5 separate regions of the Mus musculus genome follow, and regions 1, 2, 4 and 5 are each linked to region 3. The links are chromatin loops, found by intact Hi-C in ENCODE. Cell type or tissue: heart. All regions are shown on one strand. Links, peaks and the distances in the headings refer to the core of each region. The heading gives the core; the rest is flanking DNA.

Evidence for each region. Hi-C counts contacts between places; a loop is a spot of excess contacts. Peaks named below come from ENCODE experiments on the same cell type or tissue, not always from the same donor. Only the 100,000 strongest peaks of a DNase experiment are listed, where the experiment ranks them.
Region 1: a loop joins it to region 3, with 8 times the contacts of the local background. A loop is called at or near these places in 32 of 42 quality-filtered maps.
Region 2: it touches region 3 in a loop (4-fold over the local background); 17 of 42 quality-filtered maps call a loop at or near these places.
Region 4: it touches region 3 in a loop (3-fold over the local background); 7 of 42 quality-filtered maps call a loop at or near these places.
Region 5: it touches region 3 in a loop (2.3-fold over the local background); 11 of 42 quality-filtered maps call a loop at or near these places.

Annotation. Positions count from the first base shown.
Region 1 is chr11:99,036,129-99,042,249 of GRCm38, forward strand. Igfbp4 (insulin-like growth factor binding protein 4) reads left to right here and starts at 5,116. Exons shown (of 4, transcript NM_010517.4): 1 at 5,116-5,717. The coding sequence starts at 5,369. In heart, for the core only: CTCF peaks have their summits at 2,400 (motif pointing left), 3,766 (motif pointing right), 4,358 and 5,161; DNase peaks (open chromatin) are centred at 3,843, 4,453, 5,103, 5,463 and 1 weaker place; H3K4me3 peaks cover 2,622 bases; H3K27ac peaks cover 2,695 bases; H3K27me3 peaks cover 426 bases.
Region 2 is chr11:98,920,158-98,926,401 of GRCm38, forward strand. Cdc6 (cell division cycle 6) reads left to right here. Exons shown (of 12, transcript NM_001025779.2): 11 at 516-656; 12 at 959-3,785. The coding sequence ends at 1,048. Among named protein-coding and RNA genes, the nearest start is that of Rara, 14 kb to the right of the region's middle. In heart, for the core only: CTCF peaks have their summits at 1,762 and 2,314 (motif pointing right); DNase peaks (open chromatin) are centred at 1,914, 2,354 and 3,074; H3K27ac peaks cover 1,302 bases.
Region 3 is chr11:99,120,406-99,126,649 of GRCm38, forward strand. No RefSeq gene overlaps it. Among named protein-coding and RNA genes, the nearest start is that of Ccr7, 32 kb to the right of the region's middle. In heart, for the core only: CTCF peaks have their summits at 2,015 (motif pointing right) and 3,695 (motif pointing left); a DNase peak (open chromatin) is centred at 1,046; H3K27ac peaks cover 2,971 bases.
Region 4 is chr11:99,062,503-99,068,499 of GRCm38, forward strand. It overlaps Tns4 (tensin 4), which reads right to left. Exons shown (of 13, transcript NM_172564.3): 13 at 3,176-5,820. The coding sequence ends at 5,679. Among named protein-coding and RNA genes, the nearest start is that of Tns4, 24 kb to the right of the region's middle. In heart, for the core only: a CTCF peak has its summit at 3,680 (motif pointing left); a DNase peak (open chromatin) is centred at 3,619; H3K27ac peaks cover 1,303 bases.
Region 5 is chr11:98,930,131-98,936,374 of GRCm38, forward strand. It overlaps a transcript of Rara not described here. Among named protein-coding and RNA genes, the nearest start is that of Rara, 4.4 kb to the right of the region's middle. In heart, for the core only: CTCF peaks have their summits at 2,041 (motif pointing left) and 3,156 (motif pointing right); DNase peaks (open chromatin) are centred at 971, 1,471, 2,771, 3,231 and 3 weaker places; H3K4me3 peaks cover 2,864 bases; H3K27ac peaks cover 4,004 bases.

The sequences.
Region 1 (6,121 bases), core at 1,122-6,121, 84 kb before region 3:
GAAACCCTGTCTCAAAACAAGCAAACAAACAAACAAACAAACAAACAAAAAACAAAGGGCAGAAGCAAACAAATAAAGCCCTCCAGAATTCTAACATTCCAAGATTGCCAGAGATGGACAGGGCTTCCAAATTCCATGGGTTCTCCCAACCCTGTACAAAGAGTGAGACTGTAGTGAGGAAGAGAAGTGGTCACAGAGCTGGAAAGTGGCTGATCTGAAGATAAGAAACAGGATGCCCACCAACTCCAGTGCAGATAGACTGACTACCCTCTTTGTGCCTCCTCCCCTGCCCCGGAGTCTTGGCCTGTCCTGAGGCAAGAGCCTGGACTCTAGAGATAGGCTGGACAGGAGGTCTCTCTGCCTTGTGGGGCCTCTCTGAAGATCCTGGCTCCCCTGATTACATCGCTGCAAGTATGAAGCCTTGGTAGGCAGGAAGAGGGCTGTCCTGATATGCTTTTGCTTGGCCCACGCGTGGGGGCAACTATGGGGTTGTCCTGTCAGTACTTGGATGTCGGCGGATAGGAAGGGGATTAGTGTAGACACAGTGAAGTCCAGGGCAGTCAGGAGTGGGCTGGAAAGCAAGCTTATAAAGAGGCCTGAGGCAAAGCCGGGCGTGGTGGCACACACCTTTAATCCCAGCACTCGGGAGGCAGAGGCAAGCAGATTTCTGAGTTTGAGGCCAGCCTGGTCTACAGAGTGAGTTCCAGGACAGCCAGGGCTACACAGAGAAACCCTGTCTCGAAAAACAAAAACAAAAACAAAACAAGAGGCCTGAGGCATAGTCCCATACTGATGCTGCCTCCACTGACTCCCCGTGCTCCGCTTAAACTCTGTGTCACAGTCTTCTGCCCTTGATTTCTGTGTAGAGTCTTTCCGATGGCTGATTCAAGGGACAGTGAGGCATAAGAGCTAATTGTGCAGACTGGAGCCAGACAGCTTAGGTTCACATCTTTGTCCCTCGACCTGCTATGTGACTTTGAGTAAGTTATGTAATCCTTATGTGCCTCGCTTTTCCTGTCTTAAAAAGACAACACTGATAACGCTGACTTCATGAAGCTCCCTGTGACACGGTCAATGGGAGTTAAAGGGTTAATTCTCATAATTATATATTTTTGTCTATCCCATCAGACAAGATGCCCCCGAGGGCAAGCTTATCAGATTGGGTGTTCCCTGAGAACAGAATTTTGTTTATTTATTTATTTATTTATTTATTTATTTATGTATTTATTTATTTATGAGAAGGTCTCACTATATCCTGGAACTCACTATATAGACCAGGCTGGTCTCCAACTCACAGAGCTCCCCTCCTGCCTCTGCCTGTGCTGGAATGAAATATATGCACCACCATGCCCAGTCACAACTCTGTCTTTATTGGCTTTGAGAGCCCCGACCCCTACCCGCAATCTGTTCTCTGAGGTCAGCAGAAGCCTGGAATTGTCCCAGGAAGGCAGCTAATGAGACTGGCTGATCATCAAGTCAGGGAGAGGATGGGCAGGAAGGGGCTGGATGGATGGGGGGGGGGGGGAGAGTTTCCTCATCTGTGCATCAGGTAGAGTGTCTTCCCAGGTCCCAGGAAGCAGGGACTGATAAAACCGTCCATGCTCCCGCCCAGGCAAGAGCAGGGAAATAGGATTCTGCTTCCCAGAGGCACATTACAGGAGCGTCCAGCCCACAGGAGGCGAAGCCAGGTGGAGGGACCAGCCTGTACCAGTAACTCTGCCCGTGGATTTCAGACTCCTCCCTTTCTTCTTGATTGTTTGAGACAGAGTCACTGTATGGCCCAGGCTGGCCTCTCCTAAGTACTGGGAGTATAGGCCTGGGCAACCATGCCTGGGTAAAATGACCTTCAGGGGCTACAGAGATTTGAACCTAGGACCTCATGCGTGCTAGGTAAGTACTCTACAAGTAAGCTATATATATCTCCAGTTCTCAGAACCCCTGTCATTATCCCCTCTTGTTTTCTTCTAACCATTCTCCATGGTTGAGCCCATGAATTTTGCCCCTTCCCACTTCCTTTTTACCTCCCTTCCTTCATTTCTTCAATGATGAAAATTACTTATTTATATGTTAAATGGGGACCTGAAGACAGATGGCTCAGCTTCCAGAGAACTCCAGTTCAGGTCCCAGCAGATCTCAGGTGGCTTACAGTGCCTATAACCCCAGCTCCAAGAGATCTGATGCCTCTGGCCTCTCTGCCTCTGTGGGTTCCTGCACTCATGTACACATCCACTTAACAGACACACACACACATAATCAAAAAATACTAGGGCAGGCTGGAGAGATGGCTCAGCGGTTAAGAGCACTGACTGCTCTTCCAAAGGTCATGAGTTCATTTCCCAGCAACCACACAGTGGCTCACAACCCTCTGTAAAGGGATCTGATGCCCTCTTCTGGTGTGTTTGAAGACTGCAATGGTGTGCGCATATAAAATCAATCTTTAAGAAAACCACTATGACTTGGTAGCCTGTCTTCTATGCTAGCACTCAAGAACCAGAGGTAACTGGATCTTCAAGAGTTCAAGGCTAGCCTGGCCCACATAGTGACTTCTAGGCCAGCAAAGGTTACATAATGAGACCTCCCGTCTCAAAATAAATAAATACCAATAAATCCATTTTATAAAGATGTTAAGTAACAGATCTATAATTGTAAAGGGCTCTGCTACAACTTAACACTCAGAGCCCTGGCTCTGACTACTGTTCCTCCTATCTCCTTGAGCAGCTTTTACTGCTGAGAGGCACACTAAACCAAGAGAGGCTCCAGTTTGGTGGAGGAGACACAGGTCGCACCATCAGAAGAGCTCCTATAATCTGGGATGAGTTCCTAGCAGGGGAGGCCTAGGAAGGACAAAATGCTTGGTGCCTATCTCCTTCTAGGCACTTCTCAGAGATGCTTATAAAGTCCCTTTTGCTTGACAGGTCCTGAAGGTCCTGAGCTTCAGCATCCCTAATGAGGGCGAAGTGACAGGCTGGATAATCATCTAGTCTGACCATGCTGATACCAGTTTAATTTTATTCTTGAGCACAGGAAACTTGGCTTCAGGTCACATCAGCAGTGAATATTTCTCATGCCCCAGAGGTAGAACTGGCTTCGAGTGCCTCTGGGTCCCCATGTGTCCCATATAAATATCTCCTAGAGCGCCTGCCCATGTCTTAGAAAACTTATTTTCATTACACACTTGTCTTCTCTCTTCTTGAGGCAAAAGTCCTGGGATAATAAGTGCTTAGTGAATGTACCTTATGTGGAGAGTCATGCTTGAGCCCTGACTTCCCGGGAATGGGGTGGGGGTGGGGAGACACCAGAGGAAGGTTTGGGGGCAGAGGAGGTGTTGGGGTTGCAGGATGGGGGCCTCTGTCTCATCTAGAGACCTTTACAGAACACCCACTTTCATCAGCACGCGCGTCTATTCATCTTGGGTTTGCTGTCTGGCCGGCAAGTTGAGTGCTGGGCCTCAGAACTGTCCTTATTGGTCCTTCTTGTTCCCACAGGAGCTCCAAGAAGTGGCATAGGCTTCCTTTTAGCTAGACACCAACTTCAACTTGGTGCATTAAGTATAAGGCTGACTGGGTTTAAGGACGAGGATGGGGGCAGGGACTGGCTTCCGAATCAAAAACAAAACAAAACAGAAGCAAAAACAAAAAACCCGCTGTCTTCCCCCAGGAGCTTCAAGAACCCGTTCTGTTCACTTTTCTCTATGGCAGATGAGACAGGAGAGACCCAACTTTATCCTTGCGATGGGACTGAGGGAAGGAATCCTATCACTTCAACCCTCCTGCAGTCTTAGAGGTTGCCAGTAGGTGCCGTCAGTTCGCAACTTTTTGATCAGTCTTCCAGGTCCGGGTCTTGGTGCCTTTCTCCCTCCAACCGCGCCAACAGTCTGCGGTGCAGAAAGTGGGAGGTGGCCTAATTCCTCCGAGGCTGAAAGACCCCGACTCTGGGACAAAGAACCGGAAGAGGTCTAGGAAATCTTTAGGTTGGTTGCTCCTTGGATGTTTAGCCCAACCCTTCCGGACCCCATCCACCCGCAAAATCCTTCGGTCCTCCGACTGTGCCTGGACAGACACAAGAAGCGAACTCCTTGGTTGGGGAGGATGAGGAGGCGTAGGGAGAAATGAAAAAGAAGGTGGTAGGAGGTGGGTCTCTCCTCCAAACGCGACTCTAGATCAATTCCCGTTTCCAACAGAATTGCTGCGAGGGGAAGGGATATATTTATCAATAATCCCTTTATCACCCAGGGGCAAAGTGGCGTCGGGAAAATTAAAAGGCCGCTTCTCTTTCTGGAAATCTTTGACTGCCATCTACTGGGAAACTGTTGCAGTAACTATGCAAACACACAATGAGTACATGAAGTGGAGCCCCCTGGAGTTGTTCGACTCACATCTTGTACAAAGCCAATGGCAGTCTCCTTCCAGAATCTAAGCAGGGCGGTAGAGGGAACAACATCTAGGAAGGAGGAAGAGGCTTGGCACTTTGTTCTGGAGTTCTGGAAGCAGAGTGCAGCAAGGCCCAAATGGAACCAGGGGCGGGGGTCAAGCGACAGGGGTTCAGGGGCAAGTGAGAAGACTGCCTATTAGCACCTTGAGGCCAGAACTCTCCTGGACCCTTTACAGAGTGCTTAGTCGCCTTGTCCCACTTTAGCGCGGTCTCTAGAGGTTGACTGGACATACCCGGGGGGTGGGTGGGGGTGACCGGAGGACTCTGGCCAGGGATGGGAACTGAACAAGAGAATCTTGAATCCGCTATGAGGTCAGGTTTTCTGTGGCAGCAGGAGGATCTCCTAGGTGTCTGGGAAGGACTCCTTCGAGGTCGAGGGAGGGGGGCAAAGCAACATCCCCTTCGTTTCCCCTCGCCCTGCTTCCTCTTCAGGGTCCAGCTCAGAGGCTCTCCGCGCGCAGGCCACCGCTTCCAAACTGCGTCGCTTTCTTCGGCGGGGCAAAGGACTTTCAGATGTTGTAGCGGTGGCGGCGACTCAGGCCAGCGCCCCCTCCCCCCTAACGGCCTCTTCTCCCGCTCCATTGCTCCAGTTCCCCCTCGCCCTCCCCTGCTCTCCCACCTCGGGGACGGCGCTGGGGGTGTGGCCAGGGGGCCGGTATAAAGTCCCGGGAGCCGGTCCCGGGCAGCCGCTCAGCCCCCTGCCCCCCGCCGCCTGCTGGGCCGGCCGAGGATGCAGCGCAGCGCCTCGGTGGCCAGGCTCGCTCTGCTCCAGCGTGCTTGCTAACTTCCCCGGCTCCGTCTCTGCCTGCCGGGGTCGCCCCGTGTCCCTGCGCCCTCCGGGTCTGGTTCTCTAAGCTCTCTGGGCGCTGCCTCCGGGTCCCTTGCAGCCCGCTCGCGAGCCCGCGCTCCCCTCCTGCGCCCCACCCTCGTCCTCGCCATGCTGCCCTTCGGCCTCGTGGCCGCCCTGCTGCTGGCCGCAGGGCCTCGGCCGAGCCTGGGCGACGAAGCCATCCACTGCCCCCCTTGCTCCGAGGAGAAGCTGGCGCGCTGCCGCCCCCCCGTGGGTTGCGAGGAGTTGGTGCGGGAGCCAGGCTGCGGTTGTTGCGCCACTTGCGCCCTGGGCTTGGGGATGCCCTGCGGGGTGTACACCCCACGCTGTGGCTCAGGCATGCGCTGCTACCCTCCCCGGGGGGTGGAGAAGCCCCTGCGTACATTGATGCACGGGCAAGGCGTGTGCACGGAGCTGTCGGAAATCGAAGCCATCCAGGAAAGCCTGCAGACCTCTGGTAAGGTACACCTACCTTCCCTCGGCCACATTTCCCAAACACCCTCCTCCCTGCAACTTAGTTCCCATTCTGGCTGGCCTGGAAGGCCCGTCAATGCCCCCTGTGAGTTGAGGAGAAGGGAGGTACGTGGCAGAGCTTAGAAACAGCCAAGAATGCTGGCATTTAATCCCAGCACCAGTTGCCACTGGTCGAGGGAAACCTACCCCACCTCTTCATCTCAAACCTCCTAAGTACTTCTTTGGGAAGAGGGGCCTTGGCCTCAGTGGTAAGCCTGGCTCCTGAGGTAAGTTAAATGACCTGATTCAGTTACATTTGTCATCTAGAGTTAGATGACTGCGATGATAAGGTGTGCGTGCGTGTGTGTGTGTGTGTGTGTGTGTGTGTGTGTGTACATGCACATGTGC
Region 2 (6,244 bases), core at 420-5,419, 200 kb before region 3:
ATAAATCTGGCTCAGCAGTTAAGAGCATTGACTGCTCTTCTGAAGGTCCTGAGTTCAAATCCCAGCAACCACATGGTGGCTCACAACCACCCGTAATGAGATCTGATGCCCTCTTCTGGTGCATCTGGAGACAGCTACAGTGTTCTCACATATAATAAATTTTTTTGGTTTTGGTTTTTGGAGACAAGAGTTTCTCTGTGTAGCTCTGGCTGTCCTGGAACTCACTTTGTAGACCAGGCTGGCCTCGAACTCAAATCTGCCTCTGCCTCCCAAGTGCTAGGATTAAAGGCATATGCCACCACTCTAGCTTTTTTTTTTTTTTTTAAAGAAGAATCACATAAAGTATTGGGGGTTCGGAAGGTCTGTTGCCAATTCGAGGGGTCAGTAAAAGTGGGAGGGGAGATATTCAGATAACTTAAGACACAGTTTCTGGGCTTCTTTCTTTTTGTTTTTCATCTGTAAGGTTATGAGATGTGGCTTGTAAGTGACACTTGTTCTCCCTCATTTCCTCCCAGTTATATGAAGCCTACAGTAGCATCTGTCGCAAACAGCAGGTGACGGCCGTAGACCAGTCTGAGTGTTTGTCCCTTTCAGGACTCCTGGAGTCCAGGGGCCTTGTGGGATTAAAGAAAAATAAGGAGAGCCGCCTCACCAAGGTACAAGTAATGGCTTTTTGTGCGTGTCCCTGCTTTTAATTGTCCTGTCTTGGCGAGCGTGTCCTCTGCCAAAGTAACGATTAGAAGTGACTAGTGAACAGTTTGCTTTTCTGCCAGCTAGGGCTTAGGATGTGAGGACAACGGAGTGATGTGATTCGGGCCATTGAGGATGGCAGCAGTTAACCTGTCCATTTGAGGAGAATGGAATATGATAGGGGGGTGTAACAGCGTGTGCGCCTGCAAGTGTGTGCATGCGTGAGCGCCGATGTTCGTCATCACAGAAAGACCTCTTCTCTTTCCAGGTGTCTCTGAAGATTGAAGAAAAGGAAATAGAGCATGTCCTGAACGGCAAAGCTTTCACCGGGAACATCCTCGCTGCTGGTCTGCCCTGAATGGCTCTTACTCATGGCACTTGCAGGTGTCCCTCCCACTGGCATTTGAGAGCCCCCAGAATCTTCATTTTAGTAAGGTCGTTTGGAAACAGTTACGGCCTTTTTTACTCCGCACCAGTAAATTTTAGTGTATGGATTCATGAGTGTTAGCGCTGGCTGATATCTTTGGTTCTTACTGGTTTTACCCATAAAAATGACCGAGTAGCTGGGTGTGGTGACTTTTATGCCTGTGATCCCAGCACTTGGGAAATAGAGTCAAGAGTTAAAGGCCATCCTTTGCTACATAGTGAGCTTGAGCTGGCCTGGACTACATGAGACTCTGTAAGAATAAAAACAGTGGCCCTTTTTAAAGCAATGTTCAGTACTTTTCCCCTTTCACATTCCTAAACACAGTGCCTACGAGTATATACGGACTTGTGTTGGAGAGTGTGTGTATGTATTACCTCTGTCTACAAAGGATATATTTTGTAAAGAACTTTGAAGTTTAGAAGGATGAAATGGAATGATCCAGGAAAATTTACGAGCCTCCGTGGAAGGGCATTGTGTTCAGAGGATGCCTCATTCATGTGACAGGTGTTGCTGCCCTGGACTTTTTAAGGACTGATGAAGAATCTCCCGTGCTCCCCACCAGTATGGGGGTGACGAGGAGAATAACTACAGATTGTGAATATATTTATTTTCAAGTTTCGTTTGTCTGGGCTGCATTTGTTGTCTCTGGGTTTTCGGGCACATAGGTGTTCATATCCGAGTCAAGCAGCAGGAGTCGCTGTTTGCCTTCTACGGTGTGGACCGCTAGGACTGAGCTCGGGCCATCAAACTTGGCTGGCGACCAGCGCCTACCCTTCAAGCCATTTTATGGGTTTGTGTTCGTCTTTTTAAGCAGCCACACTCCATGGTAGCTTAGGTTTTCAGAGGTTAATAAGAAAATACCTTCTCATCGGGCCTTGGTAGTACACACCCTTAAATCCCAGCCCGCAGGTGATAGATAGAGGCAGGCGGGTCCCTGTGTTTCAGACATGTTCCAGGACAGTCTGGTCTACAGAGACTCCAGAAACAACAACAACAAAATTAAAAATAACTAGCAAGTGGAAATACTCTCTCACACTTTGCCTCAGGGTTAGCTTCCCTCAGACAGAGCCATTGTTTCAATAGGATGCAGCTCCGGATGAATTTTCATCTGAGCCCCTCTTTCTAGGCTCCCTAGAGAAGTTCATCTTCCTGGCATCAAGTGGCAGTTTGTGACAGGGACACCAGAGGGCACCATTACAACGCCGCTTTGAAAGTGTGGCCCGGGCAAGGGTGGTTTTGAGGGAAGGGGCAGGAAGGTGCCTGAGTCCGACTTGTTTGGGAGGTTGCTGATGCATTCGTACCTGGCTAAGTGCTTGGGAGCAAACCATGCCTGGGATGAACTGTCTGAGTCTTTGCTTTTCTCCAGGCGAGGCTGCTGCCCCGATGCCTGATCCGGCCCCGAGCTTGGGAATCTGATATGGGTACAGGAGATCTGTTGGCCACTGTTTGATGCAGCCTGCACATTATCCTTGTAAAGCGATCTGAACCCCACAGCAGGTGGGATGGGATGGGATGGGATGGGATGTGCTGGGATGAGATAGGAGGGCTCGCTCGACGCCCTCTGAGATGCACACTGCCCACTGCAGAAGACTGTAGAGAGGAGATTGGATGCCAAGCACTCACTCATAGAATACACATTCCCTCTGGGGCGGTGCACAAGACCATACTCTCCCAAGGAGTTTGGAGAGAGTCTGGAACTGTAAGGGTTAACGAGCACAACTGTAAAGATTGTCCGAAGACTGATGGGAAGCAGAGACCGAATGGGATTGAGAACAGATGTGAGGCTTGATTTAAATTACATTTTATTGGATGCTGCAGCCTTAAGAGACGTGACTGCTTTACAGTTTGTTTCCACACTGTGGGCAGCTGCTGTCTGTTCTGTGTCCATAGTAGGATCCTGCCCAAAGAGGAGCGGCCTCCCCGCCTCCGATGTAGTTGAGGCTTGGCGCCTTCCTCTTAACTGCAGGGCTTGAGTCAGGAACAGGGTTTGACTCTCAGTGGGACTGGGCTGTATCCTCCCTGGCTTCTAGCCAAGATTGCATTTACAGATTCAAAGGGGCCAAGTTCCTTCCCCTCTCTCTGTCTTCTCCCCATTTGGAAATAGGGCTTTCTGTGGACTGTTTTGTTTCCTTCAGCACACACACACACACACCCCACACACACTGTCGATTTCTAGGTCATTGCTACTCTTAAGGCTTCAGCAATTGGAACAGGGTGGGTTGTGTCAGTGATGCGTGAAGCAGACTTAGAGTCCCTGCTTGGCTTCCGCTGCCCTTGTGGGAGCAGAGGCTGATGTATGTTTGTCAGCAAAGTCTTAAGTGTAATTCAGACGCCGAGGCGGAAAGGAGGAGAGAGGCCTTTCCTTGCTGCTTTTTCTCACCGAAGCTGGAAGCTATGGGAAGGTGGTGGGAGTTTAAGTGGAAAGGGATGGGCCTGTGGTTGCTAGTTTTTGCCAGGATCTTAGGCCACATGGCGTAGTGGCAAAGATGCTGACCTACATTTCCTCCTTTTGAAGACACTGGGGTGTGTGTATCCTGGTTTGTCATTATTATTATTGTTATTATTGTTGTTGTTGTTATTTTAAGAACCAGATTAAGTTTCCATAGTGTCAGGTATCGCTATGGAAAGAACATAGACTCAATAAAGTTGGTATGAATTCCAACCCCAAGATGCCTCTGCCATTTCTGGCTCAATGAAGACTTGCCTGTGGCTAGCTAATTCCAAGAGTGTGTGAGGTCCAGCCTAGCTACCCAAAAATCAGAAAACTTGGCAGAGCCCTTTTCCTTCCCTCCCTTCCCATTGCTCCTTGCCCCACCCCCACCCCAGCGCAGGAACATCACCACTGAACCACATTCTCAGTCCGCCCTGCCTGTACGGACTTTCTAAAGATACACAACAAACTAGACTTGGTGGTACAGGCCTGCAGTCCCGGCTACACAGGACAAGTTCAAGGCCAACCTGGACAACTTAATAAAAGAGTTCTCGGGCTTGCCTGATAGGCACAAGGCCCTGGGTTCAGTCCTCAGTGCTGGGGCTGGAAAGGAAAGACACCACCAAAAACCAGACAGACAGACAGACAAACCTTGACAGTTCAGTTGGCAAAGTGCTTACTGTGCAAACGGGAAGCCCCAATTCAATCTCCAGGCCACTCTGCCACACATTCACACATGAGGACTTTAATTCTAGCAGTGAGGAGGCTGAGCCAGGAAGGTCCTTAGGGCTTTTTGGCTGGACCGCCTCTGCTTGGTCAGTAAAGGTGAGAGACACCCCTGTAGTTATTTTTTAAAAAAAGACACCTACAATTGACCTTTAACCTTCACAAACACAAAAATATCTGGACTCTCGGGGACTGGGGGCAAAGTGGTTTTATTTATGGTTTAAGAGACAGCATAGGAGAAGCCCTCTGCAGACTTTATTTACATTTGTATCGGTCTCCAGTGCTTACTCTTGGTTGCTATTCAGTGAATGAAACCAGGAAGGGACTGCCTTCCCCACCACCACCCCCCATCTAGAAAACAGTCCTCAGCTGGAGGTAAACTGCAGGGCGCAGACACACTCAGGTGGGCTGGGACCCTGCAAAAATGCCGCCTTCTGGCAGTCCCAGGGCCTTGCAGCCCGTCCCTTGGACATGCTACTAATTTGCTTCAGGCAACCTCTGTTGCTTCAGGGAGGTTTTGGCTGTGGGTTGGAGACTTGCCTACAGGCTAGGGAGAAGTAGGTCTGTCAAGAAGTTAACTCAGGTCCCCAGAGATTGCCCAGAAAGCTGTGGCTGGGCACTGGGGACTTGGGGAGGAAGCCACCTTTGATGTCCTACTTTTTAGCTCTGTGTGTGTGTGTGGGGGGGGGGGGGGTTGTATTATCTCCGTTTCCTCCTGATGTCTTCTCCACCAAAGAGAAAGGTGGCTGAGGCCTAAGTGTGTGTCCTCTGGTCTCATGGTGCAATTCCACCAGTCCAGAGGCTACCAGTAGAAGCTAATTGGGTGCAAGGGGCTGGCTGAAGACTGCAGGCTGGCAAAAGGAGAGTGGCTCCCCGGTTTTCTTCTTCTTTTTTTTTAATTTCTAATTGAGTTCTGAATCAGCCTCAATCGCTTTGATCCCTCCTCCGTTTCCCACACTGCCTGAAAGAGCTAGATCAGCAACTTTGTAACAAGGGTGCGCCTGCTCCCCACAGCCCCCCCTCCCCTGACGCTCTCTGCCGCCGCCATCCACTGCTTGTCTCCTTCAGTTAAGATAATGAAGATGCTGAGAGATAAAATGTGTATTTAATAAGGGTGGGGGCAGGGAGGCGGAAAGGGGCAGCCAGGGCCTTCCCTAGTTTGGGGCCTCGCCAAGACTCTAGCTGAAAGCAAAGCTAGAGTAAGACTTGGCCTCGGGGTGTGGGGGTTTCTGGGCCTCAATCCAGCTGACTTCACTGCCTGCTGTTTGCCCTAAATTCCCCCCCCCCTCCACCATCTCACCCCCACACCCCTTTCCTCTCTGCTTGCTCCCAGTGGGAAAAAGGAGTCTCCCTTGACTTTCTTTTCAGCTGGTAACTTGGCCTTTGCTGCGGTACCCCCCAACCCCAGTATCAGCTGCAAGGTCAGACTAGGGCAGCCCCCTGTAGCCTAGGCCTGTAGAAGCTGTGGGTTCACAGTGGGGGGCGAAAAAGCTGGAGTTAATGAAGGCCAGCTGCCCGGCTGGGTTCTGCCTACAGCTAGCTAGAGGCCAGCGTTCAGCGGGGGGAGGGGGAGAGGGACGGGGAACCTCCAATCCCGGGTACAAGGATATCCTGTGGCAGCGGGGCCTGCACTTCTCCCGGAGCTTGGTTTCATCCTCAGCTGATGAGAGACTAGGTCTGCTTCCCTTTCCCCTGCGCCACCCCTCCCCGAATAGCACTCAGCCTGTCTTGAGTTGAGCTTTCTAACTGTAGTGGTGGCCCAGCTGAGATCTGAGGAGCTCCGAGCCCTTTGGTAAACACTCATTAACTGCCTGGGAAGACTCCGGAGTCCTGTTTAACAGCTGGGAGAGAACTGAGGCACACTAGGGTGAAAGGCTTGACCTGAGCTCACCCCACAGACTCCACCCTGGGGCTTCCATACTGACTGTCTAGCTCCTTCCAGTTCTTCCTGCAAGACTGTGAGGGAGGCT
Region 3 (6,244 bases), core at 850-5,849:
GGATGCTGAGGGGTAGGTGGATGATAGTGGATTTAAGTCTAGCTTGGGTTAAAACCTGCCCTGGAACTACAAAGCAAGACGCTGTCTTAAAACAAACAAACAAACAAACAAATAAATAAAAGGTTTTAAAAAAAGAAAAAGAGTACAGAAAAAAAAATCGTTTCTTGATTGGCATCAGGCATCCCCAAGGGTCGTTGTCCGGTAAGGCCCTGGCCTTGTCTGCAAGGAAGTGCGCTCTGAGTTCTGCAGTCTCCGTGGGAACCTGGCAGGAGAGGTTTGGAAGCGAGGAGAGGGGAGAGGACAAGGGACTGTGAGCCAGAGAGGAAGGGAGAGCCTGCTGTAGCCAAGCAGGAATGCAGGAAGCTAAGGGAAAAAAGGCCCGAACTGAGGCCGGAGAAAGGAGCCAACAGCCGCCACATCTGCTTGGGCCTTCCTTGCTGGCTGATTAAGGATTCAGCCTTGTTTAAAAAGCAACAAGGAAAGTCTTGCTTGGAGCAAGGTAGCAACTAAGCCCATTTCAGAGGTGAGCCTGGGGCTGCCTCCTCTCTGGGACACTTGGCTTCTAGAATGTCACAGGGCTCCTCCTTCAATCCCCCAACCCCTCATCCGGAAAAAGAGCCCCTAGATCGCGCAGGCTCGGCAGGGGCTTTGTGTGCGTGAAGAGAGCTGCGGGCATATCATGCTCTCTGTGGCGCAGGCGGGGGCCCGCGCTTGTGAGAAGTTGGTACAGGCCTACAGGACAGAGCTAGAACATTTCCATATTAGACAAGCAACTTCAGCAAATATTGTTTTTGTTATTGAGACGATGCTATAAATGTTCGAGTATGTGGTAGGCATACCACACATCCTCCTGCGAGCTCCCTTGAGTGTGGGCTGGACCTAGTGACTTGCTTTCTAATGAATAAAACATGGCAGGAACGAGAGACGTCCTTTATGAGATTAGACCCTGGATAATCGGGGCTCTCAGCTTTCTTCTTACTCATTCCCTACAGCCTTCGCCTTTATTTGCTGTGGGCCTGCCATGTGAGGGGCCGTCCCACGTAGAGACTGGCGTGCCAAAGACCTGAGGTGCTGAGAAGACAGAGGCCTTCAATCCAACATCCCACGAGGAGCTGGATCGTGCCAACAGCCATGTGTGAGATCTTGGAGGTGGATCGTTCCCTGGCAGAGCCCCGGGGACACCGTGACTGCAGCTTGCAGATACCACACCTGTTTCCATCCCTGCAGGAGCTGAGATCATTGAAGTTCTTCTTTAGGACATTAACCTTTGGGGTGCTCAGTTACCCAGCAGCAGGCAACTAAGATTGGGAAAGGCCTGCCATACCCGCTCCACTCTCCCTTATACCTTTTCTTCTCTCTCTCTCTCTCTCTCCCTCTCTCTCTCTCTCTCTCTCTCTCTCTCTCTCTCTCTCTAATACATATTGTCCATGTCGTGGAGGACAAGATCAGGCATGGTTCAGGAGCACTGCCTTGTCCCATGGAAAGTAAGCGCTTCTTGGCCGGATAACGTTTCATGAGTTGAAGCCTTTTATTATTTTTTTCCTTACCACTTTTCAGTAAGGAGGTGGAGTAATAACTGAATATCTAAGTTCATGATCTGTTTCTGGTGCTCTCCTGGGCTGGCAAGATGGATCAGCAAGTAAATGGGTAGGCTGAAACCCAAGTTTGCTCCCTGGAACCCACAGTGGGGACAGGAACTTCAGAAGTTGTCCTTGATTTTTCACTTTGGCATTAGGGCATGCATACCTCTGCAATCACATGCATGTCACACACACACACACACACACACACACACACATTAAAATATCAAAAAGGAAACCCTATCTATTATCTTTTTAAAACAAAAAAAGATTTATTTATTTTATGTATATTGAGTACAGCGTAGCTGTAGATGGTTGTGAGCTATCATGTGGTTGCTGGGAATTGAATTCAGAACCTCTTCTCGCTCTGGCCCAAAGATTTATTTATTATTATATGTAAGTACACTGTAGCTGTCTTCAGACACACCAGCAGAGGGCGTCGGATCTCATTACGGATGGTTGTGAGCCACCATGTGGTTGCTGGGATTTGAACTCAGGACCTTCGTAAGAGCAGTCAGTGCTCTTAACTGCTGAATTATCTCTCCAGCCTTCTGCCAATTATCTTAATTAAAACTTACATGAGCAGCTAGATGGCTTAGCAACCAGCAGTGTGGAATTCGACAACCATTGATAATCAGTAATCAAAACTACCCTGGAAAACTCCATGCCTTACTTCGAAACCCAGGGGTCCTTGGAACCCCAAACGTCAAGAACTATTTGGGTTGTTATCACTGTTGCTTTCCAGTTTCCCTTCCATTTCCTCAGAGCACTGGGATTATCTTGGACATGAGCAGGGAGCCTCCTTCCCCCACAAGCATGGCTGGTTGAATAGCTGGCTGGGTGGGAGGGCTCAGGGACTTGATGTATAGATGAAGTGCTCTGCTCAGGCCTGGCTCTTCCACAGCTGTGTTTTCCCAGACTTGATTGCCCATTGTGTAGACACTCCAGTTTTTGAAACTGCTTCCCTGTTTTGGTTGCCAGCTTTTGACCTTTAAAGAAAGACTTCCATGCACGCATTTATGCAGATCAACGCTTGGCTTCCATTAGAATTGTTTCCTTGGGATAAATTCCCAGGAATGAGCTGACTAGGTCAAAGTGGGGTAGAAGAGCGTTATGCCCCTCGCTAGGAATTGCTTTATTGCTTTCTAACGACCATCAGAGCTAGCTCAACAGCAGTGGTTTACAAACTGTGAGGGGTCAGCTTCAGGGCTACATGTTATTCACACCCAGAAAATCAACTCCCAGGTCCTTGACAATTACCCAAGGAGAAGGTGGGGGGGGGGGAATGGGGTTCACTGCCCAGCATTCTGGATGGAACCATAGGATGTCAGGAAGTCTAAGGCCCAGGGAGCAGAATGAATGGTGTCCAGCTTGAGCTGTCAACGACATGGTCTTGAGTTTGACTTCTCTCTTCGGAGGTCTCAGCCCAGAATGACCCCAACTGATAACCAATACTGACCTTAAACTCCTGATCCTTCCTGCCTTCTTCTGCTGAGTACTGGAATGTATAGCCATGTGTCACCTCCCCTGGTTGGTCCTGAGTTAGAATTCTGACGTTGCCACTGACTAGCCTTAGACAAGTTACTTTAACTGAGACATCATTTTTCTTTGCATCTATAAGGCAGAAAATGATAGTGATTCTGACCCCCCCATAAAAATGAGAGGAGGGGCGGAGAACTGGATAGGCAGTTAAGAGCACTTGTTCTTGCAGAGGACCCAGGTTTTATTCCCAGCACCCACAAGGCTCACAACTCCAGTTTCAGGGGACCTGACACCGTCTTCTGACCTCCGAGGGCACCAGGTACGGATGTGGTACACACACAGGCTAAACACCCCTGCACATAAAATGATAAATCTCACAAAAAGATTTAAAAGGCGATGGGGAGACTAAATGAAGAATTATTTATTATAGAGCAAGAGATGGGGATAGGACTAGGTGATAGATGTTTCGTCAGCATGCTCACTTCAGTGGCTTAGCCTTAGTTTCCATCTCAGCCCTGTGCACATCCTCCTCTGCTGAGTCTCCATAAGAGACCCCATTTCAGGTTCTCCAAAATTTCCCTCAGCATCTCCTTGTCTCTCTGAGGCCAAATAGTAGTAATCTTGGTGCTGAGACCTTGAGTCTGATAGTGTTTGGATGCCCCCTTGTGGGCAGTTGTTTTCATTTGTGCTTTCTCAGCTAAAGGTGTGCGTGTGTGTGTGTGTGTGTGTGTGTGTGTGTGTGTGTGTGTGTGCACGTGCGCGCGCGCGCATGCGGGGGTGGGGTGGGGGTGGGGGCCTCTGTTTCCAGATAAAACAAGGATATCCCCTCACCTTCCTTGCTGGCTAAGGAAGGGTGGCTTTACGGACTCTCCGCTTATCTGTATGTTGTAGATGGGAGCTGCATGTGCTGTGGGTGTGATCTCATGTGTGTGCCCTTCTTCCCATGTGATCGTTTGGACCCGGCTGTTGTGATACACTCTGATCACTTCTGCTCGTTCAGATGGACAGTCATCAGGTACTTTCTGAAGAAGCACCAGAAATCAAGACAGAATTATCTGTACCCCCTTCACTCTTAGATCAGATAGACAGCCAAGTACATCACTACATCTCAGAGCCTCCTAAACTGCAGGGAAGCCGCCTGGCAGAGCCGACTGCAGCTGATCCCTGGCTCCCCTTCATCTGTGGGGTTTGTATGAAGGACATGCATGAGGTTTTAGAAGAAAGCAAGGCTGTTTCTGAGTTTCTTCTGGCTTACACCAGGGGCTTTGGCCACGATACCCCACATATTCTATCGACTTTGATGTTTTCTGATCTTTATTCACTCTGCCTGAGGAATTCTTTTTCTTCCACCCTTCAGTCACGCTCCACCCGCTTCCCTGAAGAAATGAGAACCAGATTGCGTGGTTTGAGCAGGAAAACACTGGCATCCTCACACTGGCCACGGGTGAATGTTTCTCTGCTCCCACCCCTGCCTTGCTGGGAATCTCCAGCTGCCCAGAAGTGACATGGCCAAGCGGGTGGGGGGTGGGGCGGCGGGAGCTGAACTTTGGTGAGCGTCTCATGGACCCAGTTCCTTTTACATTTGGCCATTTGAGGGTCCCTGTGAGGATACCACCGAGCTTGTGAAATCGCAATTCTAGTTCAGCAAAATGCACACTCATCTGGACCTCTGTAGGTGACCCCGCTGGGCATATAAGAAGAGCCTTCTGCCCTGAAGAGGACCCAGGAAGCTCTCAGAGAAAAGAGACGGAAAGGCAATGACAATGAAGCTGTTTAATGTGGTTCAGACACTTGTACCGTAGAGGTGAAGGTGTGACCAGAACATTGAGTTGTCCTTTCTGTTGACATTAGTCTGGAGGAAGATGTCAGATAATATGCCAAAAGCCTGTAGGTGACTCTACATTTGATTATAATCAGAATATATAGTTTACTGAGTGACTTCAGTCAAAAACCTAACTTCTTTTTTTTCCCCCAGTATGGTTGAAAAGGCTAACACTGAGCATGGACAGTGTCTGTCTGTCTGTCTGTCTGTCTGTCTGTCTGTCTCTTTCAGATTTTGGAATAGGATTTTGCTGTTTCCCAGGCTGGCCTTGAATTCACTCTTGCAGCCTGGACTTGAACTTGTGACCTCAGGCCCCTGTGGAGATACTATGAGGATGGCCTGACATAGGAAGTGTGAAGCGTTTATCTGCAGGGCACACAAGCATCAGAACCCACATGAAAAAGCTGTGCCCCTGGAACCTCAGCTCTGGGGAGGTAGAAAGGAGGCTCTTGGGGGCTTGCTGCCCCAGCCAATTGGTTCAGTTCAGGGAGAGACTCAGAAACTAAGGTGGGGAGTGGTTGAGAGGTTAGCCTCTGGCCTTACATACATGCACACATATATGTAGCCATGTAGGTATACCCAAGTACACATGCACACAGATACAGACAGGCAGGCAAGCAGGCAGGCACGCATGCACGTGCTCACACACACACACACACACACACACACACACACACACACACACAGAGAGAGAGAGAGAGAGAGAGAGAGAGAGAGAGAGAGATCCTAGCATCAGGAGGCACTTCCAAAGTTGGTAGCCCTGCCATTTGTATTGGTCTGGATAGGCTAACTGGTCTAACAAACAGGCCAAGAATAGCTAATTGCTTGGAGACAATAGAGTGCTCCTTGTCCTATACCAGGACATACCAGGGTAGTCAGTGGAGCTGCTCAGAGGCCTGCTGACAGTCTGCCACCTCTGTTTGGTGGACAGAGGGGGAAGAGGGAATGAAGGCATGCCAGCATTGTCTCAGAAGGGACACCTCTGCTCACATCCCAGGGGTGAGAACCAACCATGTGGTTCCATCTAAATGCTGTGGCCTCTTGGGAGATACGGTCCCTGGCTGGCTACTCCATTTCTGGTGTCAGGCCTAGACACAGTGAAGGGAAGGAGTCTTCAGGAGACAAGTGTGTCACAGTTTCTAAGTGTGTGTGTGTGAGAGGGGTTAGTTCTAAAATAGGGATGGGGGAGATTTTTTCTGTTTGGTGATCAGGCAGTGTTGCTCAGGGTGGAGTATAGGAGTTGGGCAGGGGGCTCATCTGAGTCAGGACTTCCCCAGGGTGAGCCAGCAGCCAGCAGGGAGGACACAGGTCACCGGGAGTCACAGGACTCCCATGACCAGCCAGGAGGCAGGAAAGTACA
Region 4 (5,997 bases), core at 998-5,997, 58 kb before region 3:
CTCACCTTTTCTTTTATTCCTTTTCTTTTTGTTTTGTTCCCTCCCTTTCTTCTTTTGACAAGGTCTCAGTAGCTCAGGCTAGTCTGGAACTTACTATGTAGCCCAGGCTGACCTTTAACTAGTTAAGGTAACCCTCTTTCTTTGAACTCCTGAGTGTTGATTCTAGGCGCCGGCCACCACCCATGTGCAGCCTTCTCCATTTTGTTTGCTTGTTTTTGTTTTGTTTTGTTTTCTCAGACAGTGGTTCTCTGTGTAGCCCTGGCTGTCCTTGAACTTGCTCTGTTGACCAGGCTGGCCTCCAACTCAGAGATCCACCTGCTTCTGCCTCCTGAGTGTTGGGATTAAAGCTATGTGTCACCACCCCGTCTTCTGTGATTTTTTTCAAATATTTACTTTTCTGTTTCTCTACAACTTGTGAGCTCTTATTTGTTTTCCTTTGGGTGTCCTGAGCCTGGCACACAGTAAATACTCAGTGAATTTTTGCTGAATGAATAAATGAACAACAAAGGCGACAGCTGAGTACTGTGGGCAGGTAAGACAGCAGGACGGGGCGGCGGGGGGTTCCTTCTCCTGTCTACTCCTGTCCTGGGCCCTGATGGGTCTTAAGGAGAGTGTGGTGGGAGGGTGTGTGTTCATGTGTTCCGTCAAGGAATAACAGTTTGTGTAGCTCCTAGAGCGGCTTGCAGAGGGGGAGGTGCACCAGAAATAGAAGGGGTGTGTTTCCCCAGTGTCCTGATCAGCTCAGGGCTGGAGACAGAGAGGGTCCCCAGGGTTCCCCCCTTTTTTTCACTCCTTATAAGATAGCTCAGCACATTGTATCTTTTGGGCTGTGAGCTGCAGCCTCTCACTATGCATCCCTGGCTGGCCAGATGGCCATTGATCCTCCTGTTCCTGCCTCTCAGTGTGAACCGCCCGCCTGGACTGATGCTTTCTAAGAAGCGGGGAATTTTCTTCCTGCCATGCAATCTCTGGGGTAAACCTGTGTGAGCACCCAGGGAGGCCATGGCTGTTTGTGAAGCAGAGAGTGCTTCCAGCAGGGCCTGCCATGCTGTGCTCTGATCTCTACACCTAGCCTTAAAGGAAGTAAGTATCTAATCTCTGAGGCCCCACAGTGCGGTATTTGTCACACGAACCTGTGCTGAAGGAGATGGGATCTCCAGTCTGGCTTTTTTCTCACAAGGTCCTCTTAGATTCCTAGAGAAGCAGGGACCCAGATCAAGCAGGGTTACAGCCCCTCTCTGCTGAGGTGTTTCTTGTCCTGCTCTGAACTCCAAGTCCTCAGATTCCTCACTCCTCACATTCCTCCTAGCCCCAGGCTCAGATCCCATCTCCTGCCCCACAACCATACTTCAAAAGCCCAGATCTGACCAATTCCTCTTAGTGGAAAAGCCCTTTGATGTCTCGCCACCGTCATTACCTCTAGAGTGAAGTCCAAGTGAGTTATCTTGATAGCTGTGCATTGCACAACCAGTTCACCAGTACACAGTGGTCCTGAAGCTAACTTCATTTATTTTATTATCATTATTTTTAATTTTGGCTTGTGTGTATATGAATGTCCTGCATGTGTGTCTAGTTTCTTTGGAGGTCAGAAGATGGTGTCAGATGCCCTGGAACTGGCGTTGAACATGGTCTTAAGCTGCCACATGGATGTTGGGTATAAAACTTGGGTTTTCTGCAAGAGCAGCCAGTGCTTGTTGGGCAGTGGTAGTGGACGCCTTTAATCCCAGTACTCGGGAGGCAAAGGCAGGTGGATCTTTGATTTCGAGGCCAGCCTGGTTTCCAGGCCAGCCAGGGCTACACAGAAAAACCCTGTCTCGAAAACCAAAAATATAACACCACCCACTGCCAAAGGAATAGCTAATGTTAATTGCTGAGCCATTTTGTAAAAGAAAAACAAATAAATGAACAAACAAACAAACAAACAAACAAAGAACATTCTCTAGACATTCCTGACCAGGTACCGAAGGTCCTGATGGCCCTGGGCTTCTTTCATCTGCTCCTTGGTGAACTTTATATATAGCCACATTGAACACAATACATGTTTTCTCATGTAATCATGCTGAATGCAGCACGTTTTCTTATGTAGCCACATTGAATGTAACACATGTTTTCATACCCCTGCTTCATACACACACTTTTTTTTAAAATTATTCATTTTATATGTGTGAGTACACTGTAGCTGTCTTCAAACACATCAGAAGAGGAAGGACATCAAATCTCATTACAGATGGCTGTGAGCCACCATGTGATTGCTGGGAATTGAACTCATGACCTCTGGAAGAGCAGTCAACACTTAACCACTGAGCCATCTCTCCAGCCCACACACACTTTTTTTTTTTTTTTTTAACTTGTCTAAGAATGCTGGAGAGGTAGGGCTGGCATGGACCAGAAATGTAGTTTCCCCACCGCTTACTACGCCAGTGACACCCCCACCCCCACCCCACGCCTCAGTTTCCTAATCTGAAGAATGGGCTCAAATAAAAGAGTCACTCCTCATTGTAGTGAACACCTAGGAGCCCTTCTGGTAAAAAAAATGGCTCCTCACAGCTGGGAATGGTGGCAGAACACTGAGGCAGGGAGATTGCCTTGAGTTTCAGACTAACCTGCCTCCAAAACAAAAACTGAAACAACAGGGAGGTGGCTCAGTGGGTAGAGCCCTCACTGTGCACTATTAAAGATTCGAACTTGGATCCCCAGACCCATATAAAGCCAGTAGTAGTACACATCTGTAATCCCAAAATGCCGGTGGGGGGATGGAAAACATAGACAGGAGACTCTCTGGAAACTCATGGACAGCTTGCCTGGTGGACATACAGTGGACAACAGACCCTGTCTCAAACAGGGTAGAAGGTGCCCTCTGACCTCCACACTTAAACTGTAACATGCATGTACACACACACACACACACACACACACACACACACACACACACACAACTATAGGGGCTCAGTGGTTGACAGCACTAGCTGCTCTTCAAGATGAAATGGGTTCAATTCCCAGCACCACACAGTGGCTCACAACTGTCTGTGACTCCAGGGGCGCTCTAACGCCCTCTTCTGGCCTCTGTGGTCAATGCAAAATGCGCATGGTGTGTCCTGGTATGTTACTCTCTGCTCTGTTGGGTCCCCTTCTCTGCTCAGGACTCAGGAGACAGCTCTGAATGTCCAGAACCAGCTATGGTGCAAAAAACTTTATTTTCCATGAGGCACACAGGGAGTTGTGGAGGACTCTCCCATTCAGCCTAGAACTGGCACTACTAACTGGGAAAACTTTGCTAACACCCTGCAGACCCCGGCAGTGGCACAGAGCCTGATCCCACACTGGGAAGGCCGGTCTTGGCCTGTACCACTGACCTAGCATCCCCCCACCCCCACCCTTGGGTCTGATTTGCTTTTCTGACATTGAAATCATCATCCCTCAGGACTGACCTTGGCCAATGACAATGTTGCTCTGTAGGCTGATAGCGGGCAGGGACAAACACTTGCTTCACACTGAGTTACAGTGGGCTTCTTCTGTGAGCTTCCCCTTGCATGTCATGGAACGGTCTCCTAAGGAGGCAGGCGGACTGGACCAAGAGCAACAAATGCTGCAACAAATGGCTTATGCAAGGCTGGCAGGGTGTGGGAGGAAAAGGGCCCAGCTTCTTTAACCAGCTGGGAAAGCTGCCTGTCTGCATGCTTGACTCTCTGCTTCCCCCTTGTGGTTGTAAGGTTGGTGATGCCACATGGTTATGAGTGTGTGTGTGTGTGTGTGTGTGTGTGTGTGTGTGTGTGTTGGAGCTGGAGGAGGATCCAGCAAGACTGGAGCTGGGGCAGAGATATACTTGTCTCTGTACTATAGCAACAGGGTCTCTCTTCTCCTACCCACCAGATGTGGATTCCTTGAGCATTGCCAGACAGCTGTTGCTTACCAAGAAACTGAAAGCAAAGTTTGGGATGATGTTCATTTGTAATGGGTGGGCAAGGAGGGATTAGACATGAAGAATGTGAACATTGCTGAGTCTTTTTTTTTTTTTTCCAAGACAGGGTTTCTCTGTATAGCTCTGGCTGTCCTGGAACTCACTCTGTAGACCAGGCTGGCCTTGAACTCAGAAATCTGCCTGCCTCTGCCTGCCTCCCAAGTGCTGGGATTAAAGGCGTGCGCCACCTCTGCCTGGCCCTGCTGAGTCTTTTCTAATCGTGGGTACAAGGGTCTTCTACTGAAAAAAGCTAGCCTTTAGAATCCTGATTCAACATCACAGAATAATTGATGAGGTGAGACAAGAGTCCACGCTTGTAACAGCAGAGTCCAGGGATCTTTCTATCATGCTCTTGGGAAAAAGATTCCAAGACCTTGGCAAATTACACCTAAAAATCCAAGAAATCCAGGATGTTCCACCAGACAGGAGTCAAAAAACTGCAGCAGATAGATCTCAAGATCATGAACATCATGAATGAGAACATGAATGAGAACATCATGAATACTGCATTAGAGAAGGCCTCACCGACAGAACCTTCATTGCAAAGCAGAAGATGCAGGGATGTGAAAACTCACCCCTTTTCTGCTCCCAGACTTGACTCTGACAACCTTGGGGCAGGCTGAATTTGATGCCCCTTTCCCCAAAGCCAGCTGAAGTGGGTTGCATTATAAGGTGTATGCTCTGAGGCAGCCTGGTCTGCTCTGGCTGAGGCCCTTGACCTGGTCCCCTCTCCATCATAGACTGAACCTTGTAGGCTCTTGCCCATTCAGTACCCTCTTCCCACAGCAGGTCTTTGTGGAGCGATGCCCCCAGCTCCGTGTTGGAGTGTGGTCTCTTCAGGTAAAGGCTTTGAAGACCATTGGCTGAGATTTATGAAAACCTTAATCCCACTCCCATTGTGTGTGTGTGTGTGTGTGTGTGTGTGTGTGTGTGTGCGTGTGCACACACGCGCACGTGCATGCCTTTCTGTCTCTTTCTCTCAACAGGGTCTCATGTAGCTTAGACTGCCTTAAACTCATTATATAGATAAGAATGACCTTGAACTTATGATCTTCCTGCCTTGTAGTGCTGGGATTACAACCATTGACCATTGAGAATGGTTTGTGGGGCTGGTGATCAAATTCAGTCCCGTTCATGTAGGGCAATCAGTCTACCAACTGAGCTACACACATCCTCAACCCCAAACTTTTAAATCTCTGGGCCAGTGGATCCAAGAGGCCCTCAGCAAACCGAGAAAAGGAACAGGTGTGGGGAAATAGAATCTGTCCCCAAACTCCGCGAATCAACACCAGGTGCCAGCCAGGAAATCGATGGTTCTGATCCAACACCTGCTGTTTACCACAAGGCAGGGGTCATAGGTCTCTGGTACAACCTACCATGTAGGGAGTGCTCAGGGAAATGAAGCCAGACGGTCCTTGCAGACAGTTTTTACATAAGGGATCTTGGATGTGGGTGGGCTTCAGTAGTATGGAGGAACACACTAAAGACTTCCAGCCGAGTGTCCAAGGAGCGGCTGTCTTAAGGACGGGTGTCTTTATAATCGAAGAGACGGAGGCTCCAGAGTCAGGTGAAGGTTATTGCTGAAGTCACATCAGGTTCAAAGGGTTCAACTTGATCAATCCAACTTGAGTCCAAGAGATAGGTTTGTCAAGGAGGCCACAGTTCCATGTCCTGGGCAAGTCCCTTGAGATGTCAGAGAAGGCACACAGATGGCACCCTTCTACATCCTTTCTGTGTCCTGAAGCAGAGCAGTCACTAGGCTGATGACCTGGGAAGCTGGCTGGACCGCATCGTACTCTGCGAAGAGGTGGCACACGTTCTCTTGTGGTTCTGTCTGGCTCTTGGCCACAAACCCAAAGATCCTGGTGAAAGAAGACAGTCTGAGGGGATGTGGGCTCGAGAGACATCATGCTAAGGGGAGGGTTGGATGGGGAGGGCACTCAGCCTGAACCTAACTACCGCTCTCCAAGCCAACTGGCTTCAGTGTCTCCTGTGCGTGTATGTGCATATGTATGTGTGTATGTATGTATGTGTGAGAC
Region 5 (6,244 bases), core at 549-5,548, 190 kb before region 3:
TCCTTGCTTCAATTCAACCCTTTGGGGAGCTGCAAGGGCACTGTGTGTGTGTGTGTGTGTGTGTGTGTGTGTGTGTGTGTGTGAGTCTGTGTCTGCGTCTGTGTCTGCCTGTCTGTATGTATTCCTATCAAGCCTGTTTCCTTTCCTCCCCTGGAAGATATTTTTCTCATTTACTCTCTGGGCTGGAGGCCAGGACGCCTGGGTTTCCCGCCTGCTTCACTGTGCAGGGCTCCCTTCCTGGCCTCCAGAGAGTCTCTGAACTGGTTTCCTGATGCCTGTGTGGAGAAGGCCTTCCCCAAGGGCTGGGAGGTGCCAGGAATCCCAGATGGGATGGGGAGCAGGTACTGTATGTAGGTAGCCTGTGGCACCGTGGAGAGCCAACTTCTCTCACGACCGACCTCTGATTCAGCTTGCCGGCCATGCCTGCCCAGCTTGCTGAACACAGCCTGGGTCTGCCTCCAGCCTTCTGGCTTTCTGGTTGGGTATCCAAGATCTTCTGTTGCTGTTTTGGCTATATAGTATCTGAGGGGATACCTACTGAGACCCTTATATCCGAGCCATGTGCATTTTTGGGGAGCACAGGGCTGGCATAACTGGGGGTGGGGTACTAGCTTGTCTCCCCTCTAGTCAGGCTAGGATAAAGGAAATGAACACATACTTTACCAATGCCAATTCCCTATGTCCTCAAAAACCAGTGGGTAGAGCCAGGCCTTCCCTTCTCAGTGCCCACAATGTGGTTGGCATTGATTTGTCAAAAATTGGGAAGGGTTTCTTCTAGACCAATGACCTCCTTTCTTCTCCCGCAGGGCAGGGGCAACTCTGTGATTGTAAGCACTTAGGAGCAGGCCTTCCCCTCTAGGGAAGGGGTGTGGGATGCCCCAGAGATGACCAAGTTGGCACTCGCCCCAGACTGGAGTGCTGGACACCATTCTGAACTGAGAGTCGGTGGGTGAGGGCAGGGCACGGGCCTCCTGGCCCCCCTATTTCCTGCTCCTTGGGCAGCTGTGGGCGAGAAAGGCTGTGGGGACTATTTTTAGTTGGTCTGTCCCCTGGCAGGAGGGACGTGCAGAAAAGCACGGGGCAGGCAGAGGGGCTGGCCAAGGTGAGGGTAAAAAGACAGGCTGAGGAGTGAGGAGAGGCCAGGGGACGCAGACAGAACAAGGAAGTGTGTTGGCCAGAAAACAAGCTCCCCGAGAGGGGCCTGACTCAGCTCAGAGCAGCAGAAGAGCTCTGGGGACCCCTCAGGTTTCTCTCTCTGGTTCCCCTTGGATCAGAAAGGGACTTTTGCCACCTAGACAAGCAAGCCCTTTCCCCTCACTGATGGGAACCAGAGAGGATGTGTTTTACCCTCGGACTCTCAACCATTCATTGGCTTTGCTGGGACTGGAGCCCAGATGGCTTGTACCACTGTCCTCTGGTCTCTACCACACAGTTTATGCTTCCTTCACCGGCTTGCAGCGAGGAGAACCTCAGACCAGGGACGTGAGGGAGGGCTGTTTCCCTCACTGCTTGTCTGTGCAGGGTCTCTGTAAACCCCAGCTTGGTTTGTTTGGGCGGCCTGTGGCCACTGGTGTGAATGGAGGCGCTGGACAGCTTCCAACACATTCCCAGGCTGGCAAGCTGTGGGGCTCAGAGCCACCTTTTGGAAGGGACATCCCGTCCAGCTGTTTCATTCCAGAGACCTAGACAGGGCCAGGGATTTTTGTCCACAGTTGCAAGATGAGTTGAAGACAGATGGGGGACAAGGACACATATCTTTAGACTCCCCAGAACCCATCTTGAGCTCATTCCTGCCATGCCCAGGACCCATGCCATTGTCCCCAGCACAGAAAGGAGCCAGCACAATTAGCAGAGGTCTCAGATTAGGGGGCAGGGTTGTGTGAGTCCTAGGAGCAGGGGATGGTATGGAGAGATAGATTGGTAGAGAGTAGCCAAAAAGCCATCAGTGGGGATTCTAGCCATGCCATCTCCCTGAGGGATTCCATGGTGTATAGGTGTGAAGAAAACCATTCATGGGATTGTAAGGTGAATGGCGCCCCCTAGAGTTGTTCCAGAACCTCCCTCTGTGTTGCCAGCTGGAAGGAACTGTTACAGATGGGGACCTTAATCCTTTCCTCCTTTCCCAACCCCACCCCCTGTCACTCAGCCCCTCCTGTTTCCTGGCTGGCCACCTCCTCACCAAGCAGCTCTGGGATGACCACAAATTATGGTGCAGGAGCCCCTCCCCCCCGCCCACTCTGTTTCCCTGTCTCTGGGGTCCTGATTTATCACGCCCCCCATCAAGCCTGCGGCACTGTGTAAGAAATCAATAGTGTAAATGGATTGAGGCTGTTCAGTCTGTCAACTCCCTTTGGGCCCCACCAACTCCACTGGGACCCAGTGAGCTACTCTGTCTGAGCCTTTCAGGCTCTCAAGGCAGGCATAGACACACCTAGTGGTTGTAGCCCAAACACTGAGCTGGGGCGGTGGGGGGGGGGGGCGTAGCTGGGTCGGCCTGCATCTCTCTCACCTTTTCTTTCTTACACATAGACTGGGCTGGTCTTCGCATGACAACTACCCTTGAACATTTATTTCCTAGTTTGGGTGGAGTGGGGTGGAGGGGCTCAAGGGAGAACAGGCTGCCAGCCAGAGGTAGGGAGGGAGGCAGGTGGGTGAGGGAGATGGGTGAGATGGGGGATTGGGTGACAGCCCACCCCATTGGCTTTGGTAACTCAATCCCCGGCCCCACCCTCATGATTTCCCTCCTGCTCAACAACTTCAGCAGCTGCTGGCAGGAGTGTGTGTGTGTGTTCGTGTGTGTGTGTGTGTGTGTGTGTGTGTGTGCGCACGCGAGTGCGCGCACGCACGCGCATAGGGTGAGAGGGGCTGTGGGGGCAGGAGCGCTGCCAGGACATGTTTAAAGGAGGCTCATTGCCTGGATACAACTTGGGTGGCAGGAGGGGGTGGGGTAAATCGGAGAGTAGGTGGTGAGTGATGGTGGGGAGTTGGGGCAGACAGGGGCGGGGTGAGAAGGCTGCAAGGGGGCATCGCAGCCCAGCCTGAGGGTCTCACTAAACTTCTTAGCACTGGGGCAGAGCTGGTGCCATGGAGCTGGGCAGTAGTGAGAGGACAGAGGCTGGCAGAGCCACAGTTGAAGCCTGAGTACTGAAGCCTGCCTTCACCAGGGGGCGCATGTAACCAGGGAGGACATTGCCTGTGGCCCCTGTCCCTGATCTGTAGGTCATGCCTGCTGGGCAGCACAGCCCTGGTAGTGACTAAGTCGCTTCTGTCCCCGGGCTGGCAAAGTACCAGACTCAGCTCTTCTCTTCTCGGTAGGTGAGTCACTGCCCTGGCATCTTCCCCGGATGTGGCTGAGTCACCCGGCCATGCCCGCCTGGTAGGTGGGCATCATACTAGGGTTAGGGTGGAGGGTTATACGTGTAGCCCCCAGTGTCTTCTCTCATCTCTTTTGTCTCCTAGTCCTACCCATAAACCTGCAGAGCCAGACGAGCAGAGCACGCTGCTTCCCCCCACATGAGGTAAAGGAAGAGGCAGCAGGCTTGAGAATAGAGTGGGATATGTTTGATTTGGAAGAGGAAATGGGGGGAGTGTGTGAGTTCAAATCCTACATCTGCACCTCTGCACCGACAAACTGTAAGACCGTGGCAAAGCAATTGTTTTGTTTGAGGCAGGTTCTTACTCTGTAGCCAGGAACTTAACTATGTAGCAGCCCTGGCTTGTCTGGAGCTCATCATGGCCATCCCACTGCTGCAGTCTCCCAAGGCCTGGGGACTATAAGCATGAACCACACTATATGAAGTTGGAGTGCTGGGATTAAAGGCATGCGCCACCATGCCTGGCTCTTTCTTTCTTTCTTTAAAGATTTGTTTATTTTATGTATATGAGTACACTGTAGCTATTGTCAGACATAACAGAAGAGGGCATCGGATCCCATTACAGATGGTTGTGAGCCAACATGTGGTTGCTGGGAATTGAACTCAGGACCCCTGGAAGAGCAATCAGTGCTCTTAACCATTGAGCCATTTCTCCAGTCTGCCAATTTCTCTTTGAGCCTTAGTTTTCTATCCTATAAACAATGGAAACAGGACTTCTGGTAGACTGAGACTTAAAAGAAGGTAATTGGGAAGTAGACCTCTTGGATAAGTGAGTTGTGAGGCTGTGGAGGAGGAAGTTGAGGCTGGTTCTAGCAGGTATCTCCCTCTTGCCTCACCCACGGTCTGGGAGAGACTGTCTTTCCCCAAGCCTACTTCAGATTCTGCGTAGTTCCTGCATGTGTCTGCTATGCACGTCTTCTCTCTCTCCCTCTGTCCCTCTTGTCTGTAGGCTGTCCTTAAACTTCTAATGCTCACTCCTGCTTCCACTTCTGGATATGCTATCCTTTGGTCATTCTGCTTTGAAACAAGGTCTTTCTCTGTAGCCATGACTACATGGTCCAAACTGGCCTTGAACTCTGGCAGTGCTCCTGCTGCAGCCTCCCGAGTGCTGGTGTTAGAGGTTACAGGTGTATGCAACCACACCTGGCTTGATGCTGGCTTTTTTGTTTTGTTTTGTTTTGTTTTGTTTTGTTTTGTTTTTGAGTTCCACAAGCTGTAACTCCTTTGAGGACTAGGAGCTGTCACTGGACAGTTATTACCTGTCTGAGGCCCACCCTGGCCTCCTCTAGTCTGATGAGGGACTCTACTTGTCTTGGGAAACCAGTGCTTCCCCCATTCCCACCCCCACAGCCTGTCTCCTGCGTGCAGGAGTGGAGGACCTAGGATAGCCCTGGGGCTCTTCTCTCCCATTAGCCTCTTGCTGTAGTCTAAGTACTCTGCTCTCCTGAAACAGGGTGCCTGGCTGAAGGGTGTGAGAACCCTGGTTTTTTTGTTTTGTTTTTTAAATGATTTATTTATTATATGTAAGTATACTGTTGCTGTCTTCAGACACTCCAGAAGAGGGCGTCAGGTTTCATTACCAATGGTTGTGAGCCACCATGTGGTTGCTGGGAATTGAACTCAGGACCTTCAGAAGAGCAGTCAGTGCTCTTACCTCTGAACCATCTCTCCAGTCCCGAGAACCCCGTTTTTGAGACCAACACAACTACTGCTGTGGACTTCTGACTCCTGGTCCCCTGCCCAGGGACCTCTTCTGATCCTGCAGTCATGCTTGGGTAGGGCTGGACTTTGGACCTGTGGTGCCCTGGGCATGAAGGAAGTGTCCCACAGTGTGTAGGCTGTGTGTCCAATCTTGAATGTGTCTGACTCCTCTGGGCAGTGGTTTGTGTGAGTATGGGTTTTCTCTTTTGTGCCCATATGGACCTCCAGCTGCATCATTTCATATGCACACTCCACTCCACTCCATGGCCTTATGTGTAGGCACCCTTTGTGTGTGTGTGTCGGGTGTGCATATATGCCTTGGAGGTGTACACAGTCACATTATGAGCATGTGTGGGGCTGGCCATTTGTCCCAGGGTGTGTGTTCAAGAAGAGTATACCCATATGCAACAAGGTAAGGCACACACCTTTAATCCTACCCTGCACCCAGAAGGCAGGGCAGGCACAGATCCCCTGAGTTCAAGGCCAGCCAGGTCTACTGAGCAAGTTCCAGTACAGTCAGGGCTACACAGAGGTTTCTGAACCCCTGTCCAAGAAGAAGAAAGAAGAAGAAAAAGAAGAAAGGAGAAGAAAGAAAGAAGGGGAAAGAAGAAGAACAAAGAAAGAAAGAAAGAAAGAAAGAAAGAAAGAAAGAAAGAAAGAAAGGAAGGAAGGAAGGAAGGAAGGAAGGAAGGAAGGAAGGAAGGAAGGAAAGAAAGAAAGAAAGAAGAAGAAAAAGTACCTGAAAAAAGTGTACCTGAATCCATATGCCCGCAGGTGTGTCTGAAGGCTGCCCATGTGGGAGGGAGGCAGTGTAACTCTGTGCATGCACCTATCTGGTAGGATCTAGGCTAGAGGAGCCTATGGAAACTAGAGGTGAACTGGCCCTAGGCTACCCTCTCAGCCAGGTAGGTTCCTCACTTGTATGGAGGCTCCTGATGATGGTGGGGCTCTGGCTGGAAGGCTTGACGGGGGCACGGGAGTGGGTGCGTGGAAGGGAATGGGTTAAGCGGCGGCCTCCACATCTGGGAGCCATTGACGCATTCTTGCCTGCTGAGCGCATGTTTGTGGATGGATCTGGACGGGACAGATCGGGGCGGGGCGGCAAGAGAGGGGCTGGGCGGGTGGTTCGCCCCGGCGGAAATCCAGACGGGAGCGGGAGACTGCGCTAG